Regions from separate parts of the Homo sapiens genome. Here all the other regions are linked to region 3. A link is an interaction called in ENCODE POLR2A ChIA-PET data of the cell type or tissue named here. Cell type or tissue: MCF 10A. All regions are shown on one strand.

The links. ChIA-PET counts read pairs that join two places held together with the same protein. Peaks named below come from ENCODE experiments on the same cell type or tissue, not always from the same donor. Only the 100,000 strongest peaks of a DNase experiment are listed, where the experiment ranks them.
Region 1: POLR2A ChIA-PET joins it to region 3 with 7 read pairs; 14 of 35 experiments call an interaction of 5 or more read pairs at or near these places.
Region 2: POLR2A ChIA-PET joins it to region 3 with 5 read pairs; 2 of 35 experiments call an interaction of 5 or more read pairs at or near these places.

The regions. Positions count from the first base shown.
Region 1 is chr1:167,706,431-167,710,430 of GRCh38, forward strand. It overlaps RCSD1 (RCSD domain containing 1), which reads left to right. Exons shown (of 7, transcript NM_052862.4): 7 at 1-2,266. Among named protein-coding and RNA genes, the nearest start is that of TRP-CGG1-1, 6.3 kb to the right of the region's middle. RefSeq lists an enhancer at 718-917. In MCF 10A, no CTCF peak of the experiment used is centred here; a DNase peak (open chromatin) is centred at 1,731.
Region 2 is chr1:167,795,263-167,799,262 of GRCh38, forward strand. No RefSeq gene overlaps it. Among named protein-coding and RNA genes, the nearest start is that of MPZL1, 75 kb to the left of the region's middle. In MCF 10A, a CTCF peak has its summit at 1,935; DNase peaks (open chromatin) are centred at 949 and 1,979.
Region 3 is chr1:167,562,901-167,566,900 of GRCh38, forward strand. No RefSeq gene overlaps it. Among named protein-coding and RNA genes, the nearest start is that of CREG1, 11 kb to the left of the region's middle. RefSeq lists an enhancer at 1,189-2,388. In MCF 10A, no CTCF peak of the experiment used is centred here; DNase peaks (open chromatin) are centred at 11, 1,211 and 1,941.

The DNA.
Region 1 (4,000 bases), 140 kb after region 3:
CTTTGTGAATATGTGCATGATTGTGAATGTGTGATGAAAAGGGCCACTTTACTTGAGGAAGGCATGGAACAGAAAGTATGGGGTTTAGATATGAAAAATGAAACTGCATTTTTCTTCTGGAGGGTCTAAACATAGTAGCAGACGAGAGAGGGGCAGTAAAAATGACAAGAATGTGACATTGCGGCACCATGCTTGTGGGCATCAGAATACCTTTCTATCCCCCAAGTCTCCTGTTAGTCACATTATTTGGTGTATTTTGTGAAAAAAATAGAGGCCCCATTCCCAGGGCTTGTTCATTAATAAAGGGGGCTCTTGGCAGGGAACTCATGAAGTACAGGGACTGATTTTTGTTGGTGCTGCAGCCCCACTGCTTAAAACTCTCCTTTCTCAAAGCAACCATGATCAGGTGTTTTATTTGCATGGTTGATACTGGAACTTCTAAATTTGGGATTAAAGAAATTCATCTGTGTCTTAGGTAGCACAAAGTTATTAACAGGCCAGGAAGACCTTGTTTCTTTCAGGCTTCCATAATGGGTTTGAAAGAAAACACGGATTCTTCTACAGCAACAGAGTTAAAGAAATAGTCATAGTCATTCTTCCACGATCTTTGTAGTCTAGCTTGAATTTCAAACTGTGTCCTTCCTTACTCCAGAGAGGGAGCAAGAAAAAAAACCTGGATGCTTTGAAGGGATCTGCCACTATTTAAAAGGGGATTAGGATTCTGTTTCAGCTGCATGTGGAACTAGGTAAGCTTCAGTGGCCTCAGAACTCCAGGCCCCTCACGGAGATCACCCTGAACAATGCCCAGTTTTTCATGCAGGTTTTGTCCTATGACCAGTTAACTACATGTTCAATAAATAAATGTCAAAGAAATAAATGCGTGAAAAGGCAACCAGTTCATCATCTTATGATTAGGTTTTCTTGATTAGGGATGTGTTTAGTACAGCTGAATGAACAAGTTCACCCAGCTGCTGGTGACAGAAACCCAACTCAAACTAGCTGATGAAAAACAGAACTATACAGATCAATGAATCTCTCCCCCTTTTTCAGCCTCATAGAACTGAAAAAAACAAACCTAAATACAGTCACCCAAGTGATGTCAGGAATCTCTCATGGTATTGGTCTCTGCTTTCCCTCGTATTGGCCATATTCTTTTTTTTTTCTTTTTTAAAAACTTATTTAATTAGTTTTCCTTAATAGTTGCAGCCAAGGCTGTCTCTTTTTTCTCTTCTTTTCTCTTCTTTTTTTTTGAATGAGACAGAGTCTCGCGCTGTCACTCAGGCTGGAGTGCAGTGGCACAATCACAGTTCACTGCAACCTCTGCCTCCTGCATTCAAGCGATTCTCGTGCCTCAGCCTCCCAAGTACTGCAGTTACTTTTGCACCAACCTAATAGCTCGGATTACAAGTATGCACCACCATGCCCAGCTAATTTTTGTATTTTTTAGTAGAGACCAGGTTTCACTATGTTGGCCAGGCTGGTCTCAAACTCCTGGCCTCTAGTGATCTGCCTGCCTCGGTCTCCCAAAGTGGGATTACAGGCATGAACCACCACGTCCAGCCAGTCATTTTCTTAAGTAGGTTCTTCCCAGCCTGCAAACCCAGTGAAAGGGCTTATTCTTTCACCATTACTGTGGGGAAAAAGTCCTGTAGAGGCTTTCCATAGGCCCTGTGTGACTCACGTGTCTATACCTGAATCAACTGTTACAACCAAGCAGATGCAGAGACTGCGTGCCCTCTCCTGGAGCTAGGAGCTAGGTGAGTCAATCCTGCACTTTCTCTACAAGGCTTGCAAAGGTGAGCAAGAAGATTCCCCAAAGTGAAATCAGGGTGCTGTTACCAAAAGAAGCTATGCTGGCAGGCAAAAAACAACAGCTGTTTCCCATAGGGCAAAACCTGAAACACCCAATTACTATCCCATTGTTTGCTTCAAAATTAAATTTTGTTTGACCCCAACTAGTTCTAGTCAAGTTTTTGCTCGATGGACCACGTGAAAAAAGGATAAACAATGTCTCTATATAATGCATGATCAGGTGGTTTATGAAGATGTCAAGAGCACTGAACAAAATCCAAATGCTCACATAAAATGGGATTAGGTTTCATAAGCCACCCAAGAAAATCAGTCTCATTATTTTATGTAATAATGTATTACTGTGCCCAGAGCTAACCTGTAGCTCTAGGGGAGTACAATGTGTTTGTATTATTCTTCATTGTACACAGTGCCTCAGACATAGTAGGTATTCAATAAATATTTGTTAAATCATGAATGACTGAATTGATTTCAGAGCTGAGATGGGATTATTTTCAACAGTCATCCCTGCTTAACACCTCTTTTATCTGACAGCAGACACCTGAAATGTCATCATTGGCTTCCTTCAATATGCAAATACTTCTGAGAGAGATCATTATTTGGAGCCTCCTTTGTCATTTACACCTTGGTGTGAGAAGTTTCTTGAGACCCTTCCCAGAGGGGGTTACAAAAGAGGAGCAAAGTGCACAAAATTCTAGGGTCAGGAGACACACTTTTCTGCCTTCCCAGTTTTGTTGGGGTAACCCAGGCTCCCCATGAGCCCTGTGCTGGATGTCCTGATCACAGTGGCTATGGATGCTGACAAGAGACCATTATTCCAGTTTTGCCCGCAAATCCCAGGAGAGCTGTGGGAATTCCAGCAAAGTCCCACTGTGGTCAAATGGGGCAGGAAACTGGTTCTTTGAGACTCCTCAGAGGAGGAAGAGATGATGAATGTATTACATGCCTCAGAGGGTAAAGGAAGCCAACAGTAAAACCACCCACATCCAAAACAGGAACTAAGAGATGTCTTACACATCCCCCTAATCCTGAAAAGCTGTGGGGCTTCTCCATGGGAGCTGAACACCCTCCGCCTGGAGCAGCCAGGAAGACACTATGAGGGAAGCAGGATGCCGAAGGAAGAGGTCAGAAAAGGCTAGGATTCTGGGCAGGCGCGGTGGCTCATGCCTGTAATCCTAGCACTTTGGGAGGCCAAAGCAGGTGGATAGCTTGAGGCTAGGAGTTCAAGACCAGCCAAGATGGTGAAGTCCCGTCTCTATTACAAATACAAAAATTAGCTGAGTCTGTTGGTGTGCCTGTAATCCCAGCTACTGGGGAGGCTGAGGCAGGAGAATCGCTTGAACCCGGGAGGTGGAGGCAGCAGTGAGCTGAGATCACGCCACTGTACTCCAGCCTGGGTGACAGAGTGAGACTCGGTCTCAATAAAAAAAAAAAAAAAAAAAAGGCTAGGATTCCCGCCCCCAAGTACTCCTGCAAGTAATATGACTCTAGTCCTTCATGATGTAGTTTTACATAGAAATTTAAGAAAGTGGCCAGGTGCAGTGGCTCACACCTGTAATCCCAGCACTTTGGGAGGCCAAGGTGGGTGGATCACCTGAGGTCAGGAGTTCGAGACCAGCCTGGCCAACACGGTGAAACCCCGTCTCTACTAAAAATACAAAAATTAGCTGAGCAGGGTGCCGCACACCTGTAATCCCAGCTACTCCGGGGGCTGAGGCAGGAGAATCGCTTGAACCTAGGAGGCGGAGGTTGCAGTGAGCCGAGATTGTGCCATTGCACTCCAGCCTGGGCGACAGAGTGAGACTGTGTCTCTAAAAAAAAAAAAAAAGAAAAGAAAGAAATTAGAGAAAGTTACTCTAACTTGGGTAAACCCCTAAGTCAGTTACCACACTTACCAGGTGCTTCTGTTTTAAAGAATGAGTGGACTGAATTGCACTTTAACCAGCATGCAGAAACAAAATTCTAGAATAATTATATGATTGGTACTCAAAGGATGGATATTGCCAAGACACAGATACTCATTCCCCCCCAAGAAAATAATAGCCTCTTCAAACAATAGGACCTCCAATACTAGTCACTGCTGTTTGACTATCTAAGGAAGCCACACATGCTAGACGGTGCCAGGCACATCCCCATCACAGTTGCACCTGGCCTCTCAGGAGTGATACAAACAGGCTTATTGACCACCTCT
Region 2 (4,000 bases), 230 kb after region 3:
TATTTTAAACCATTTCTTTTTTTCTTTCTATTTTAAACAGAGTTTCACTCTTGTTGCCCAGGCTGGAGTGCAATGGCGTGATCTCAGCTCACCACAACCTCCACCTCCCAAGTTCAAGCGATTCTCCTGCCTCAGCCTCCCAAGCTGGGATTACAGGCATGCGTCACCATGCCCTGCTAATTTGGTATTTTTAGTAGAGACAGGGTTTCTCCATGTTGGTCAGGCTGGTCTCAAACTCCCAACTTAAGGTGATCCGCCCACCTCGGTCTCCCAAAGTGCTGGGATTACAGGCATAAGCCACCGCAGCCAGCCTTTGCATTTTAAACCATTTCTGATCTTCTGGATAGGTTGTTTCCAGTTGTTTTGTTATTGGCTATTACAAGTAGTGCTGTAATTGTCATTTGCCTTCATGAGCTATTAAGGAAGAAAAGCCAAATAATTTGCAGGCTCAGAGAAGCAACACAGAATCAGTCACGTCCTTGGCCTTGGAAATGGGATCTAATATCTGAGAGCGATGAAAGTGGCTCACAAGCTCCCCTGCCCTCCTCACATCCTTCCTAAAGCCATCAGGAGCTGGCCACAGAGCACACTGGCTGCTCTCAAGTTTGACTGAGTCTTGGGTTGTTAGAAAAACAACTGGGAGTGGAAGGCAGGAGGGAGCTCTAGAATCCACGGGAGACCTGGCTGTGTTTGCAAAGAAGAAAACATAGACGTAAAGCCCAAAGGGGTCCGTAGGGAACTGCTGCTTCCAGCTTCCATTTCCTCCTGCAAACAGGATGTGAAGCTATTGTCCCTTCTTGGCTCAGGCTTTTGGATTTGTTTGTCCATCCATTTCTTCACTGTGGCCTTTGTGGAGCTGGCCTTTAGTGTTGCAGAATATAAGGAAGGGCTGGGTTTGTTTGTTTGTTTGTCTTTTAAAATCTCCCTACCTCTGTGAAGAGGATGTGGTGCAGATTTGCTTTCAAGCCTTGCCCTCCGTGCTGTGGGGCTGACAAAATTCTGGTTACTTTGCCCTTCAGGGCATTAAATGATTTCAGGTATTTATACCTGAGTCACTGCTCTGCTATGGGAGCGGGGGATAGAACAGCTAAAAACCATCTTAAGGCCTGAGGTTTCTCATTCTGTGATAAGGACTCCAAGGAAACTGAATTTCAATACTAGAGTACATTGTTGGTTCTTTCTCTGCCTTTGAATAGAATTATTTTTTAAATTACAAAGTTTCTTTTAAAAGAAAGAACTTTTAAATATATTTTGTAGGGAATCTCTTAGAAGGTACAATAGATTCATAGGAATGTGGAACATTTGGCCGGGTGCAGTGGCTCATGCCTGTAATCCCAACAATTTGGGAGGCCGAGGCAGGCGGATCACTTGAGGTCAGGAGTTAAAGACCAGCCTGGTCAACATGGTGAAACCCCATCTCTACTAAAAATACAAAAAATTAGCCGGGGGCGGTGGCATGCTCCTGTAGTCCCAGCTACTCGGGAGGCTGAGCGGGGAGAAGGGGAGAATCACTTGAACCCAGGAGGTGGAGGTTGCAGTGAGCTGAGATCGTGCCATTGTACTCCAGCCTGGGCAACAAGCGAGACTCCGTCTCAAAAAAAAAAAAAAAAAAAAAAAAAAGAATGTGGAACATTTTACAAAATCTCGTCCATGATCTTGCCGGCCCAGCAGAATCCCAGATGTTTGTCTATAACGCGTCTGGATGTTCCTATCTGAGAAAAAGCCTTAGTCTTTTACTTGTAAGCTATTCCTGAAGAAGGTTGCCTCAGCAGGGGAAAACTTTCTGAAAAGCTTGATCAAGTACCTGGGTCCCAAGAATGTCAAGCATCTGTGGAACACACAGTTCCCAGCAGCCAGCAAGTCCCACACTGCTCAGTGTCCTGCAGCCAAGGAAGCTGAACTGAGCTCATGGGGTTACAGGAAGATGAAACAACACTGCCTCACTGGCAAGGAGATCACACTGCTGAGTGCTGCCTGAGTCCCTCTGACACACCAGGCTCTTGGAGAGGAGGTCGTGGTAATCATTTAATGCTGACTAATTGAGGTTGAGCAAGAGAGAAAAATACCCGAGGGAGATACATGAAATAAACTTAGGAGGAGAGCTTGTACTTGGCTGGAAATAACTGGCCTTCTTCCATATCCTCTCTAAAAAATACCATAAGAGAAAGTAAAAAATTTGTGGTTTCTATTGTAAATTGTGTTGATTCAAATTAATTTCAAGCTTTTAGATTGTAGTTCTATGGCTACCCATCACACCTCCTCCTCCCATCAGTAGGCATGCCATTAAAGTCACGGCAAAATGCAGGTTCTTCTGGTAGAGGCAGAGAGGTCATATGAAGGAGGATAGAGAAATAGGAGCAGCTTAGCCAATGTAGTACCTGTGCATTAGACTAATATCTAATCTGTTACTAAGCACTAAATTGATATCCTGGAATCACAAGAATTGGATAACTACATATTGATAAAAGGGTTTGCCTCTCCAGCCTGATATATTTTCTCTTATATATTAGTACCTCTCTTCTCATCCAAGTTGATATCATTCTGTGCTATAGAAACATCTCAGTTCAACCTTCGGTGGCTTTGTTTTGGCATGTTAAGGTTAATGGAGATAGGCACAGACCTACACTGTACTACATGGCAGCCACTGGCTACATGTGGCCATTTAATTTTGTTTGTTTGTTTGTTTGTTTTAGACAGGGGATTCTGCTGGGCCGGCAAGATCTTGGACAAGGTTTTGTAAAATGTTCCACATTCTTTTTTTTTTTTTTTGAGATGGAGTCTCGCTCTGTCACCCAGGCTGGAGTACAATGGCACGATCTCGGCTCACTGCAACCTCCACCTCCTGGGTTCAAGTGATTCTCCCCTCTCAGCCTCCCGAGTAGCTGGGACTACAGGTGTGTGCCGCCACGCCCGGCTAATTTTTTGTATTTTTAGTAGAGATGGGGTTTCACCACGTTGACCAGGCTGGTCTTGAACTCCTGACCTCAAGTGATCCACCTGCCTCGGCCTCCCAAAGTACTGGGATTACAGGCATGAGCCACCACACCCGACCCTACTTTTTTTTTTTAATGAAAGAGATGGGGCCTCACTCTGTTGCCCAGGCTTGAGTGCAATGGTGCAATCACAGCTCACTACAGCCTCAAACTCCTGGGTTCGAGCAGTCCTCCCGCCTCAGCCTCCTGAGAGCTGGGACTACAGATGCATGCCACCACACCTGACTAATTTTTTTTTAATTAATTTTTTGTAGAGACTGGATCTTGCTCTGTTGCCCAGGCTGGTCTTGAGCTTCTGGGCTCAATCAGTCCTCCTGCCTCAATGTCCTAAAGTGCTGGGATTAGCCTTGGCAACATGGTGATGTTCTCAAACCAAACTGAGGGTCAGGCTGCTATGTCTCGCAGCCCAATAATGAGATGCAGATGAACTGGGGAGGAAGAGAGTTTTTATTTCTGTAACCAGTTACAGGGAGAAGGCCTGGAAATTATTGCCAGAACAACTCAAAATTACGAAGTTTTTCAGAGTGTATATACCTTCAAGCTATATGTCTGTGTGTAAGTGTGCATTAATCTAAAGACATAAGTGATTAACTTCTTTTAATCTATGACTAAGGTCTGAGTCCTGAAGACCTTCTTCTGGAGCCTCAGTAAATTTACTTAATGTAAATAGGTGTAGGTGCTGGGGTGATTACCCTTATCTTGTCTCCTGTTAAATCATAAAGGTTTGGGGAGTTCCTTTAGATCCCAGTAAACTTGTTTGTGGAGGCCTGGGGAGTTTCTTCAGACCCCCAATAAAACTTGTTTAATCGTAAAAGGGTCCTGTTAAGAATTCCTTCATTATCTTGTCATGCTTCAAGGCCCAGGAAAAGCCTAGGCACAACTCTTGGTGGGCTCTTTGTTACATTCCGCCCTTTGTATAAGGGCACTGGCTCAATCAGCTTTAATGTTTAACCTAGCTACTCAGTCAGAGCTGGGACAGTTGTAATGGAGGCCTGCGTTAGTGAGAC
Region 3 (4,000 bases):
CTGCTACATGAAGCAACATGGATGAATCACATAAAGATGATCTTGAGCAAGAGAAGCCAGCCACAAAACACATGTATGATTCTGCTTATATAAAATTCAAAAGTAGACAAATAATTCTAAGGTCTAAATATGAAAACAACAGTTCCTTTTGGGAGATAATGACTGGAAGAGAGCATGAGGGGAGCTTCGAGGCTGTTGGCAATGTTCGTTTCTGGAGCTGGGCAGTGCTTACAGAGGTGTGCTCACCTTATGAAACAATCATTGAGCTCTACACTTGATTTTTATACTTTTATGTGTCTATGTTTGTGTTGCTCCTTAACAAATTATCCCTAAACTTAGTGACTTAAATAATGAATATGTATTATTCCATTATTTCTTTGGGTCAGGAATTGAGGTGTGGGTTGACTAAGTAGTTCTGGCTTAAGGTCTGTCATGACAGTCGCAGTCAAGCTGTTGACAGGAGCCGCAGTCATCTCAGGGCTCCACTGGAGTCTTACAATTTTTTCATAATCTCAGAATGACATTCCGTCATTCAAGGAGAGGAGATTAACACAGGACATGATACCAGGGGGTGAGGAAGGCAAGCATATGGGATTGGTGCTGTTATACTACTCCAGTATTCAGAGAGGAGGGGGTAACAAAGAAGATGGAAGAACACCTACAACTTATATTTATCCTCCAGTCCAGCTTTATAACCTCCCCTGGTCTCATGCCTTAGTCTAGAAGTGGAACATGATGGATAGGGGAAGGAGGGGCTAAAAAAAACCTCAACAACATGAACTGAAAGTGCATATGTTGGCAGTAATGTTTGGCAATAGTGGAGGTCCAGTTTCGATGATGCCCGGTGGTTGTAGGCCAGTGCAGAGCTGCAGTATCCGGTGCAACAGTTCCCCATGAAAGTGGCTCATCTGAAGGCTGTGACAACAGAAGAAGGGCCCTGATGCAGCTGTGCAGGCAGAGGTGGCCCGAGCAGGCAAAGGAGGTTGAGCTCATAAGTGAGACGCCTCTGGTGATAGGAGCGACTTGGAGGAGAAGTAGAGGCCCCACCATCATGAGTGGAGACAAGGGTCATCAATATAAAGAGCTACTGTGAATGTGACTCACTTTGTCTCCCAGGCAAACAGAAGCCACTTAAAGCTTTCATTGAAAGGAAGGAGAAATCATCAGCTAGATAGATAGTGACTATGCTGGAGGTGAGTGAGAAGTTGGCTTTGGTCCAGGTCTCAACTGGGCAGCTGCTGGACTGAATCCAGACTGGCTGGCCCTTACATTCTCCTTGTTGCTTGTCTACAACCTCCGAGAGTCTTGAGCTGGGTGTGAAAGTCTCCTTCTACCTAAAATGTGGATGTGTGATGCAGGGAGGCGTCAGGAGATAGGGAATGCTGGGGCTGTTTTTCCTAAAAGCAAGAAGGAAAATGAAAGCTTAATAATGACAGGTAAGGTTGAATTGTCACGATAATATGTGGCTTGTATATTGGGAGCTTATGCCATTTACTTCTTGTTCCACATGCATCATTCCTTAAACAAGTGTTTGCTAAATATTTAATGTGCATTTATATTTAATGGAAGGGGTTTTTTGTACAGTAGAAAAAGTCACACAACATCATATGCATTAAGACTGATAGTCACAGGTTTTTACATGTGGGGATGGCTTAATTTTGGAGGTGGTGACCCAAGGCACTGTTAGTGACCTAGATGACCACTAGAATACCAGATACAGTCACAAGAATGAATTCAGAGCCCTTTAAAAGCTATGCCTAGCAAATTCCATGAAGGGTGTGTGAAAAATAAAAGACCAGAAGGCACTATAGAAAACAATTCTCCTGCTCCTCAAGCAATGATAAACGAGATTGCATCATGTCTTTGCTTAAACCCTCCAGTGGCTACTCCTTACACTTACTAGCTACACTGCTTGGCATGGCCTGCAGGGTCTGACCTGGTAGAGCGGGCCTCTGCATACCTCTCCAACCACACCTCCTGTTCTCAGTCCCCAGCTCCAGCCACATGCCTCTCCTGGCTGCTCCCCAAACATCTCCAATCCCTTCTGCCTCAGGGGCTTTACACTTGTTCCTCTTTCTGCTAAGAACTTTCTTCTCTGAGCTCTTCATGAGCCAGCTTCTTTCCAAACCCCTTCTCAACTGTTGAAGATAATTTCATAGAGACCTTCCCTGACTTACCCCATCCAAAATACCCACTTCCAGACACTCCCAGCTCCATTACCCAGTTTTGTTTTTTTCCTAGCACCCACCACGATTAATCATTATATTACTTAGTTATTTGTCCACCGTCTTCACTAGGATGGAAACTCCATGGGAGGAGAAACTTGTCTGTTTTGTTCAGCTCGGAATCCCCTGGGCATAGAACAGTGCCTGGGCCACACAGGTGCACAGGCACTGATTGTTAAATGAATTAATATGTGGATGATTAAATTATGAGCCATGTTTTAAATCGGGGTGTCCACTTTTTTGGCTTCCCTAGGCTGCATTGGAAGAAAAATTGTCTTGGGCCGCTTGTAAAATACACTAATACTAATGATAGCTGATGAGCTAAAAAAAAAAATCGCAAAAAATTCTCATAATGTTTTAAGAAAGTTTACGAATTTGTGTTGGGCTGCATGCAGCCCACAGGCCACAGGTTGCACAAGCTTGTTTTAAATGTTTTTAGCTATGTTTCCTTCCATAGTTTCTATAACTTGAAGTACAATTTAAGATGATATCACTCTACATTCTTTTACTTCTATCAAAAGAATATATTCTTTCTATCTATGTGCCCCAGTAAGAAGCCCAAGAATTCTGGGCTGCTCTTCAAGCCATGGGGTCAGTTACGATTGCCTTGTACAAAAATAAATCATTTGATAACTGGGAAACTGGAGTCTTCTGCAGAGAGGCTGCATTCAGAGCCTGTATGTGGAGCTGTTGAGGATGCACAGGATCTCTTCCAGAAACAGGCAGCCTAGAGCCAGATGCAGGTATGGCTGGAAACTTGCCATTGCAAAGTTTTTCAGGGTGCAGGGATGAGAGGATACCCTCTCCCATGGTGTTGTCCTAAGCTGTGGTCCCTCTGTGCACCTGTGAGTCTGAACCCCAATGTGACAGCTCCTTGGTTACATAAAACTCTCAGCATAATCACCATGGCAAATATTTATCAAGCTCTGTGTGCCCAGTACTATTCCAAATACTTTCATGTACTATCTCACTTCATTTTCACATCAACTCTACGACATAATACCACAGGTCCTCAATTTCACATCCTCATTTCCAAAATTCAAAAAGCTCTGAAAACAGTCATTTGCCAGCACACCTTCCCTCGGTGAGACTCTTCATGTTTTTTATCCATCCTGTGCTCCGCAGGTGTTCCTATGTTTCACTGCAGAACTATGAATGTTGTGGAGGAAAAGCAACCGGAACACCATGACCGTAGACTTTAATCCAGACTGCCAGGCAGAAGCAGTCCCTGAAAGGAGTGTTCTCAAATACCTTGGGGGAGGAGGGAGGGTTTTTGGGTTTGTTGTTTGTTGTTGTTGTTTTTATTGCTGTTATAGGGCCTTAGCAGGGGGGTCAGCCTTAATTCAGGAAGTTCAGGAATAGTAGGTGAGGGATGGATTTTAGAAGAGAGAGGAATTCTTGCACATCAGCCACCATTGTTCAGGCAATTTGGATTTCATTAAGAGGGATGAGGAGGAGCAGTTAGGGGCTAAGGTCACGTGTTAGAGTGGGTGGAAGAACAGCTGTGGAGGACGAGGACATGCCACAGCCTCAGTGGAAACTTCTTGGTCCTTCGGTGTCTCTCAGTGTATTCGATTGCAGGTACTGCTCCAGACACCACTTTCTCTATTCTAGGAAGTTTCCCAGGCTGCCTCAAGAAATGTGAAATTCTTTTCTTTTCTGTGTAGTACATAAAATAGATACTTCTGGGCAGCTTCTTACCTTTCTCAGATCTGAAAATCCTGAATTCTGAGACACGTTTGGCCCAAGGGTCTTGGGTAAGGGATTACGAGCTC